Regions from separate parts of the Homo sapiens genome. Here region 1 is linked to region 2. A link is a loop called in an ENCODE intact Hi-C map of the cell type or tissue named here. Cell type or tissue: pancreas. All regions are shown on one strand. Each heading gives the region's core, and the rest is flanking DNA. Links, peaks and the distances in the headings are about the cores only.

Evidence for each region. Hi-C counts contacts between places; a loop is a spot of excess contacts. Peaks named below come from ENCODE experiments on the same cell type or tissue, not always from the same donor. Only the 100,000 strongest peaks of a DNase experiment are listed, where the experiment ranks them.
Region 1: a loop joins it to region 2, with 6 times the contacts of the local background. A loop is called at or near these places in 74 of 110 quality-filtered maps.

What each region holds. Positions count from the first base shown.
Region 1 is chr1:117,065,034-117,070,421 of GRCh38, forward strand. The region is part of intron 3 of TTF2 (transcription termination factor 2); the gene reads left to right. Among named protein-coding and RNA genes, the nearest start is that of TTF2, 7.4 kb to the left of the region's middle. In pancreas, for the core only: a CTCF peak has its summit at 2,915 (motif pointing right); a DNase peak (open chromatin) is centred at 2,958.
Region 2 is chr1:117,274,574-117,279,961 of GRCh38, forward strand. No RefSeq gene overlaps it. Among named protein-coding and RNA genes, the nearest start is that of LINC01525, 18 kb to the right of the region's middle. In pancreas, for the core only: no CTCF peak of the experiment used is centred there; no DNase peak of the experiment used is centred there.

The DNA of each region.
Region 1 (5,388 bases), core at 81-5,080, 210 kb before region 2:
ATGTAAGTCTATTTCTGGGGTTGCTAATCTGTTCCATTGATCCATTTGCCTATCTTTACATAATTAATCAGATAAAATAGTGTGAGTCTTCTGACTTTATTCTTTTTCAAGATTGCGTTGGCTGCTCTAGGATCTTTGCATTTCCATATAAAATGTAGAATCAGCTTTTAAAAATTTCCACAGAAAACCCTGTTGGGATTGCATTGAATCTATATAGATCAATTTGGAGAGAATTGTCAATATTGAGGCTTCCAATCCATGAATGTAGTGCATTTATTTATGACTTTAAAAATGTCAGCTGGGCGCGGCAATCCTAGCACTTTGGGAGGCCAAGGCGGGCGGATCACGAGGTCAGGAGATCGAGACCATCATGGCTAACAAGGTGAAACCCCATCTCTACTAAAAATACTAAAAATTAGCCGGGCATGGTGGAAGGCGCCTGTAGTCCCAGCTACTCAGGAGGCTGAGGCAGGAGAATGGCGTGAACCCGGAGGCAGAGCTTACAGTGAGCCGGGATCGCGCCACCGCACTCCAGCTTGGGTGACAGAGCGAGACTCTGTCTCAAAAAAAAAATGTCTCTGAGCATTGTTTAATACTTTTCATTACAGAGTTCCTATGCATCTTTTGTTAAATTTATTTCTCAGTGTTTGTGTTTTTTAGTGCTGTTGTAAATGGAATTTTTTTTAATTTTGTTTTTGGATTGTTTTCTGCTGGTATAGTAGGGCTGGTAAGCCTTTATTGCATGAAGTTATATTCTACTGATACTTAAAACCATTTACATACTACTGGAGGACCTTTACCATACAGACATACTGTGGTAGTTGTTAGGAAGCCACTGAAGGATTTTTGACCCAATTTGCATTAAAAGAAGAACTATGGAGGACAGATTAGAAAGTGAAAATAGGGCAAAGAGACCACTGAAATAATAGCTACCATTGAAAGCCCACTATATACCTTTTTTTTTTTTTTTTTTTTTTTTTTTTTGTAGAGACACGGTCTCACTGTATTACCCAGCCTGGTCTCAATCTCCTGGGCTCAAGCAATCCTCCTACCTCAGCCTCCCAAAGTACTGGGATTACAGGTGTGGGCCACTGCACCCAGCCTGTTCATTATCTTTTACCTTCATATAATTTGTTGTGATAGATTTCAATATCCGTGTTTACCAGAAAGATGGAGAAACTACCATTGAAACAGGTCAGAAAGGGAATCTGAGGACCCATGGTTATGAAGTGGCATTGCTGGGATTTAAACCCAGGTCCAACTGATTCCAGACACACCAACTTTCTCTTAAGTGAGAGGTGATGGGCCTGAATTGAAGTAGCAGCAGTGGAATTGGGTCCAAGTAGAATGAAAACTTGCTGAAAGAGCACTGATGAGATGTATTTCCTGGTAGGGCATATAAACGTGTTCCTTCCTCCATTTTTTCATCTGGAATATTGCTCACATGGCCCTAACTTCCCTGGGTTGGAGGACTTGGAGAGAGAACGTGTGTGATGGCCTCGGTCTGGTGTTTGGCACATTGTCAGTGCTCAGTAGGGAAACGGTTGCTAAGGTGGGGCTTCTGGGTAATGTGTTTACGTTAAGCAGGACAAGGAAGAAAGGTAATGTTGGTCGAGTATTGGGATGTGTGGCAAACACATACAGCTTTGGACTAATCATGTCTTTTTTTTTTTTTTTTTTTTTTTAAAAGACAGAGTCTTGCTCTGTCAACCAGGCTGGAGTACAGTGGCACAATCTCAGCTCACTGCGACCTCTGCCTCCCAGGTTCAGGTGATTCTCGTGTCTCAGCCTCCCGAGTAGCTGGGATTACAGGTGTGTGTCACGACGCCCAGCTAATTTTTGTATTTTTAGTAGACATGGGCTTTTGCCATGTTGGCCAGGCTGGTCTCAAACTCCTAGCCTCAAGTGGTCTGCCTGCCTCAGCCTCCCAGAGTACTGGGATTACAGGCATGAGCCACCTCACCTGGCCAAATTGTGTCTTATTTTCATGTGAAACCAGCTAGAAAAATGAGTGTGCAGCTCTGAAGAAAGGCCTGACTGAGGTCAGAATTTTGAGAACTTGCTGTTAACGTTCTTTGTACTAGATGGATAAGACTGAGAAGGGTTTATTATTTTAAAATAGAACAAAAAAGTATGTTACATGTATTTCTCTTAGCCTAAATTCAGAGCACTATTACTAGGAAGTACTTACTGGAGCTTTAAAAAGCTTGTCTTAGGGCCAGGCATGGTGGTTCACACCTGTAATCTCAGCATTTTGGGAGGCCAAGGCCGGCGGATCACTTGAGGCCAGGAGTTCAAGACCAGCCTGGCCATCATGGTGAAACTCTCTCTACTAAAAATACAAAAAATAGCCGGGCATGGTGGCGTGTGCCTGTAATCCCAGCTACTCAGTAGGCAGGAGAATCACTTTGAGCCGGGGAAGCGGAGGTTGCAGTGAGCCAAGATCACATCATTACACTCCAACCTGGATGACAGAGCAAGACTCAGTCTCAAAAAAAAAAAAAAAAAAAAAAAAGTTGTCTTAGGACAAATAAAAGTAAAAGGCAGTTCTTAACACACAACACATTAAAAAACAATAACAACAGAAAACCAGGTACTCTGATAGGTAGCATAGACTGGGAATTTAAACAGAAATAGATAAGTCTATATATGGATGATGGCTTCCTTAGTGAACATTAAGGGTGTTCAGCCAGAACCCCTGGAGAGTGACCTATGAGAGTACAGCCTTTCCCTCACATACTCTGGGTTTTCTTTTTAATAACTTAAATATTTTACATCCTCTAATTAATACTATTATGTTTGGCTGAATGTAGTCAGGAGACAGGTGCAACAGAGTAATAGAAGGGAGGTGTAAACTGAGGCGAAGATGCCCATTTTTCATCTCTTGCAGTGTAGCTGCATTTGTGTGCAGATCTCTAACTGAAACACCAGATGGCACCACTGACCAGCATTTGACTAGCCATTCGGCCATGGCCCTCTGTGTACAGGCAGTAAAGAAAACTGATAATCTCAGTAGAACCAGGGGGAAGAAATCTTGCCTTGACATGAACGATGTGGTACACCCTGGTATACAAATTTTGGGCATTGTCACTGAGCTCCTGAGTTCATATTTTCCTTTCTCTCTGTTTCTCACAGAACTTTCACTCAAGGATACAGGGTCAAAATAAATGGAAATATTTCTTTGCTTAGACGTGGGTATAACAAGTTTTAGTTCTTTAAATAATTGGTTGTGGTATCCTTCTGAGCAAACTATCACAAGGACAGAAAACCAAACACCGCATGTTCTTACTCATAGGTGGGAGCTTAACCATGAGAACACTTGGACATAGGGCGTGGAACATCACATACTGGGGCCTGTTGTGGGGTTGGGGGAGAGGGGAGGGATAGCATTAGGAGATATACTTAATGTAAATGACGAGTTAATGGGCGCAACACACCAACATGGCACATGCATACATGTGTAACAAACCTGCACATTGTGCACATGTACCCTAGAACTTAAAGTGTAATAAAAAAAAAAAAAAGAAAAATATTCACCTCCAAAAAAAAATTAATTGGTTGTGGTAGATGTTCAAAATATTTTACTTTTAATAACCCTTGAAACTTCACATGTCTAGAAAACTCCTCGTGTTGTTGGCTATTGGGTGAAATTGACCTGCAGATTATCTAGCCCTAGTATAGTGAGCAGGATGGTGATAGAGAGGCAACCAGGCATGCGCCAGACCCAGCCAGAACCTCAGGCCCCACCAGCTGTGAAGGACCACTGAATAAAGCCATACTTGTGAGGCGGTGTACAGTACCATGCACTGCACTGTGCAGTGCGAGCAATCCCTTTGTATAAAGTATAGTAACCCTTTGTGATATGTGTGGTAGTTACGTTTTCCCAGTTTGCTTTTTGTCTTACAATTTTGCTTATGGTATTTTCATCATATGGTAGTGTAAACTTTTAAAAATTACTAAATTCTTTATTTCTCAGCTTCAGAGTTTTATCCCAGGCTTAGAAAAGCCTTCTTCACTTTAGGACTACAAGAATATTCATATCTGTTTTTTTTCCTAGAACATTTACAATTTTGTTTTTTACTTTTACATTTTTTTCCATCTTGAAAGTTCGTGTAAAAGAATGAGGTAGACATTCGGCTTTATGTTTTTCCAGAGCTGGACCATGTAAAGATGTGAACTCATAATCCCTAAGGAGCCTTTGACACAGCTGGAATAAGAGTTAGATGTACTGAGATTGGGGTGCAGTCTCCTCTGCACATTAGAGCGCTAAATTGAAGACGTTCAGATGCGAGATGGTTCTGTGACTCTAAGACATACAGTTCAGGGCTAGGAAGGTTACAGAGAAAGTAGAGGAGTTGAGACTTGAAGTTGTCCTTGAATGACCTTGACAATTTTGATGGAGGAAAGGACAAGGAAGTGTTGAGGCAGAACAGCTTCAGCAGAAGTGTGGATGTAGGAATAAGCAGAGTGATCAGCCAGTGTGAGCTTGGCATTGCTGTTGTCTTTTAAGACCTTGGTATGTATCAGGCTTTGCTCTGATTGTATTTTGTCTTCATCATGACCGTATGAGGTATGGACTATATCATTTTGCCATTTTACAGAACAGGAAACTGCCACAGGGGGCAGTCAATTAAGGTGTCTGATGTTTCAGAACTAATTAGGTGGTAGGGCTGGGATTTGAACCAAGGGAGAATAGTTCTGGAGCCTGAGAGAACTGTAGCCTTGCTAAAGTGAATGCACTTGGCAGTGTGATGTTGAGTTGGACATTACCTTTAGGAAAATGGGAGGATTTGTGTTTTGGTGAAGAAGTCAGGATTGAAGAGGTCTGGCTTCTTCTAGCTGGTCCCTTCATCGTTATTGCCTATAACCTCTGTCCTGGAAAACAATTAATAAACATACTGCAGAAATTAATGCTTTTCTTATAGTGGAATTGATATTTGCTTTCTCTGCGAAAATATATTTCCACTGCATTCTTTGTTGATTTACAATATAATAAAACGTAACAAACAAACTTATTATCCTAAAATCAGAAAAGCTCATCCAGATTGATTTTAATTAAAAATGTAAGGGAAAGCATTTTTAGCACTGTGCCTAGCACATAGCAGATGTTCAGTGTGTTTCTTTCCTTAGTTCTGCAAATCTTGCCCTTCTCCTGAAAGTCTACATGGCATGAGTTTTAAAGTAGACACTACAGTCATGAGTCATTTAACAATGGGGGCATATTCTGAGAAATGCGTCATTAGGAGATTTCATTTTTGTGTGAACGTCACTGTGTGAACTTACACAAACCTACTTGGTATAGCCTAATACATACCTAGGTTACAGAACTGTACAGTGTGTTACTTTACTGAATACTGCAGGCATTTGTAACACAGTGCTAAGTATTTG
Region 2 (5,388 bases), core at 242-5,241:
AAAACAAAAAAGAAATTAGCTGGGCATGGTGGTACATACCTGTGGTCCCAGCTACTCAGAAGACTAAGGTGGGAGGATTGCTTGAGCCTGGGAGGTTGAGGCTGCAGTGAGCCATGATTGTTCCACTGCACTCCAGCCTGGGCGATGTGTGTGTATATATATATATATATATATTTCCCCAAAGTTGGCAAGGCCTTTAATCCCCCCATCAGTCACTAGATGTGGGTCACCTGAAGAAAGGGGGTACCCTAGATGTGCAAGCATCCTGCAGTGAAAGCAGCTGAAGGTCATCTGCCAACAGCACTCCCAGCAGCTGGGACAAGAAGCCCTTCTTTGAAGGGGCAGCAGAGTGGTAATCACAGTTTTCATTATAGCTTGGTTATACTGTTTTGTTTTGTTTAACTGCATTTTTCTTTCAAACTGCTCTCAACACTTCACAAACTAGCACATTTTTCTCACCCACTTGCTGAAGTCTCTTAAGAAGTGAAGTTCTCCTTGCCCTTCTCATGCCTATTTTTCATAATGAAAAGTGACATATGACAAGCCAGTGACAGTCACAGATAATCATACAGGTCTTCTGCTACTATAATATTGCTTACTCTTTATTTTGCTACCATAAACAGACGCTGTGAAGCCAAACCTGAAAACTGTTTTGGTTTTGTTTTCTGGAGAATGACTTCTCAGAGCTCTGCCCCATGACAAGAGCTTCATGAACTTTCTCAGGCATATTCTACTCCCACGCTCCAGTACCAAAACTAAGATTTTGTAAGAGTACATGAGCATGTTGTATTAGTCAGCTTTTCAGAGAAATAGAATAATAGGATATATACAGGCAAATATAGAAAGAGATTTATTATGTGGGTTTAACTCACATAATTATAAAACTAAGCCCCACAATCTGCTGCCTGCAAATTGGAGCTGCACAATGACAGTGACATAGTTCCAGTCCAAGCCTGAAAGCCTGACAACCAGGGCAGCAAGTTGTGTAAGTTCTAGTCCAATTTCAAAGGCACAAGAACCAGGGCTACTGATGTCTGAGGGCGGGAGAAGATGGATGTCCTAGCTAAACAAAAGAGAGAAAATGCACCCTCCCTCTGCCTTTTTGTTCTATTTTGGCCATCTTCAGATTGGATGACACTGACCCTCATTGGTGAGGGCTGATCTTCTTAATTTTGCATACGTATATTCTGATGCTAACGTCTTCCAGGAACACCTTCACAGACAGACCCAGAAATAATGTTTTCACCAGACACCTGGGCATGCCTAGCCCAGTCAAGTTGACACATAAAATTAACTATCACGAATGTCTCAAACCACTGTTAACCAACTAAAGCCAGAGAGAATCTGGGAAATAGACCTTCCTGCCAGTGCACGGGCCTTCCTGCACCTGCCCCTTAGCCTTCTCCCTTAGCTATGTTTAGGAACCTCTCTGGCTATCTCAAATCATAGTCAGCATCAGGGACATCATCACAAAAGAGTCAATTACATAGTCAAGGGTGAATCTCAACTGTAGCTACTATGGAGGCAGTTTTGATGTCTGGATATTGTAGGACATTTCTAAGCTGGGTGATAGGTATATAATTTCTGGCCCTAGTAAAGTTGTCAGTTTAGCACTCCTGGGGATTCACCCATGGATGTCTTTTATTTCCTGCAAGAGAAGGCTTTGAAACATACAGTGCATTAAATAACCCTTCAAATTCAGCTGGCCCTCAGAGTATCATTTTATCCTTTTGTGCACATCAGGAAAGGGGCACTTGGAGCCATCAGAGCTCTAGGCCAGAGGTTCCCAGATTGTCTCTTCAGACAGATACAAATAAAAAGAGGACTGGGTGGCTTATTTCAGGCAAATAGAATTTATGATAAAAAGCATCAAATGGGCCAAAGAAAAACATTTTATATGGAATTAAGGTACAATCCACAATAAAGATCTAACAGCTGGAATCTTTATGTGACAATAATGAAATAGTTAGAAACATAAGGGGAAAAAATGCTTGAAACACAATATTTGTAGGAGACGTTTAAACACAAATATCTCAAACTGACCGCTCAAATAAATAAAATTGTCAACAAAAATTAGAAGATCTAAATCATAGAATTTTCTTTATAAAAAGAAAGTATGCCATTTTTTAAGCTTCTGTGAAACATTTACAAAAAAAGATCACAAATAGGACACAAAGATAAACTCAGTAAATTTCAAAGCATGAAATTTATATGAGCCATTTTATCATGTCACAAAGTAATAAAACTTGAAATTAAACAAGCAAATAAACCATCCACTTTAAGGTGGAGGGCAAACTCCCAAACAGTTATTGTGACAAAATAGAATAAAAATTTTAGATATAGGCTATTATTAAAACAATAAAATGAGGCTGGGCGCAGTGGCTTACACCTGTCATCCCAGCATTTTGGGAAGCTAAGGCCGGCGGATCACCTGAGGTCAGGAGTTCGAAACCAGCCTGGCCAACATGGTGAAACCCCGTTGCTACTAAAAACTACAAAAATTAGCCGGGCATGGTGGTGGGTGCCTGTAATCCCAGCTACTTGGCAGGCTGAGGCAGAAAAATCACTTGAACCCGGGAAGTGGAGGTTGCAGTGGGCCAAGGCTGTGCCACTGCACTCCAGCCTTGGTGACAGAGCGAAACTTCATCTCAAAAAATAATAATAATAATAAAATGAGAACTGTTTTATGCACTCATGTAATAAACCCAAGTTACTGATTACCTGCTAGATACTATATACGGTTCTAAGAGCAGGATACACAACACTGCTCTAATGGAACTTATATTCCACCAGTACAGTGGGGAAGACAGCTTATAAACAAGTATATGAATAAATAAGAAAATATCAGGCGGTAACACTTGCTTAAATAACAATGAAACACAATGATGTGACTGAGAGTGACTGCCATAGGAGTGGCACTACTTTGGGTTGGAAAGGCCTCTCTGAGGTGGCATTTAAGCTGAGATCTGAACATTAGAAAGAATTCATCTGTGAAGATCTTGGAAAAGAACATTCCAGCAGAGAGATGACCTACACTGTATACCCAAGTTAGAGAACTGGATGCAGGAAGTGCAAAAATGAAAATACTTTAATTATTCATAGAAAATTCTTTGAAAAGGAGAAAGAAAATTATGAAGATGACAACCAAGATAAATAAGTGCAAAATCAAACAAAAAAGATAAGATTGATAAATCCAAGATTGAGTTACTCTGGAGGAAAAGTACAAAAGATAAGCATCTAATCAATAATTTTTAAAAACACATATAGATATAAAAATGAATATAGACAGCTACACAATTTTTAACAGAACTAGGATAACTCTAATACAAAAGAGAAAAAGAAAAGAAACAGGAAAAAGAAAAGCATATCAAACTTTAGATCAATCTTATTTATACATCTGGAATCATAAACCTACTAAATTGTATCCACAGAATATTAAATGACTATGCTTCATAACCAAGAAATCTTCATTCCAGATATACAAGGATAACTTAGAAAAAATATTAATATAACATGTTACATCATTTTTTCACAGCGGATAAGACATATCTTATAATCACAATGAATGAATAAAGGTTTTTGATAAAATTCAATACCTTTTCTGATTTAGCGTTACTCTGGCAGCTTGGAGGAATAAACTAATGTGGATGCCTTGCTTCACTCAATATGGAGAAATGGTAAATGATATATGATGCATATAATTAAAAGAATAGCTAAGCTGAAAAAAAAGAAAAACAATAATATGTAAACAATAAAGGAATTTAAAGCCAGAATTATGAAATAATGAAATAATATAGTGATAACTTTGGGGACAGGAGTGAGGGTATCAAATCCAGATATTGGCTCTAATAATCATTCAGGGAAAGGACAGATATGGTTTGGGGCCTGCCTAAGGTGGTAAGCTATCACTAAGATCACTGCATAAAATGGGGACCTTGAGAGGTACCCTCCAGTGAACTAGAAACAAGAAATTCTCTGCCCAGAAGAGCAATAAGGAAATTTGAATCTGCCTAGGACTCTGATCAGAGGAAAAATTATTCCTTTAAAAACCAAAACCTCAAGACTGTTTTAAACCAAAATATAAACTACGCAGGTGGCATAGGCATCCTCAAGTCCAAGAAATTAACGTAAACTGGTTTGAAGCCAGCAAATCAACTTGGCAGAGGGAAGCGTGCATTTCCAACGTCTAGAGCCAGAGTCAGCAAACTAAGGCCCGTGGGCCAAATACTGCCATGGCCTGCTCTTGTAGACTTTGTGTGTTAAGAATGGATTTTACATTTTTAAAAGGTTATTACTAAAAAAAAAAAAAAAAAAAAAAAAAAAAAAAAAGGAAGAAGAGAAGGAGGAAGAGACAGAGACTGTGTAGCCTGCCAAGACTAGAATATTTACTATTTGGCCCTATATAGAAAAAGTTTGCCAACCTATGATTTAGAGGACAAAGAGAGCCCAAAGGGATAAAATATCCTTACTAAAGATCAGCTTACAATAAAAGATTACCCTGCAACTAACTCATGCCCTATTTAGGAAAGTCAATAAACTCAATGACTAGTAGGATTAAGTAGCTTTGCAAATTTTAGACGATAGTACAATCTGAAGAGACTATAAAAATAGTATTTTTTAAATAATTAAACTGTATTCTTAGCTATTCTGGAGGCTGAGGCAGAAGAATGGCTTGAGCCCATGAGTTCAAGGCTGTAGTGCTCAATGATGGTGGCTGTGAATAGCCCAGGCACTCCAGCCTGGGCAATATAGCGAGACCCTGTCTCTAATAACAATATTAATAATGAAAGTGACAAAGGGAAATAGTTTCTTATGGTTTTTTTTGTTGTTGTTTGTTTGTTTTTTTCCCGAGACTGAGTCTTGCTCTGTCACCCAGGCTGGAGTGCAGTGGCACCATCTCGGCTCACTGCAATCTCCGCCTCCTGGGTTCAAGCAATTCTCCTGCCTCAGCCTCCCAAGTAGCTAGGATTACAGGCACCCACCACCACGCCTGGCTAATTTTTGTATTTTTAGTAGAGACGGGGTTTCACCTTGTTGGCCAGGCTGGTCTCAAACTTCTGACCTCGTGATCCACCTGCCTCAGCCTCCCAAAGTACTGGGATTATAGGCATGAGTCACCGCGCCTGGCCGGAAATAGATTTTTAAAAAAACTTTTATAAAAGAAAATGTAGTAGTTGGAATTATAATTCAAAGGAAAAATTAGATAGCAGATGTAAACACAACTGAGGAAGTAATCAATGGACTAGAAGGTAAATCTTAGAGGATTAACCAGAATGTAACACAAAGTGATAAAGGGATAAAAAATATGAAAAAGAAGTTAAGAGTTAGGAAGAACAGACTAAGAAAGAATGATTAGTTGTAGTTCCCAAAAGAAAGATTAGGAGAAAT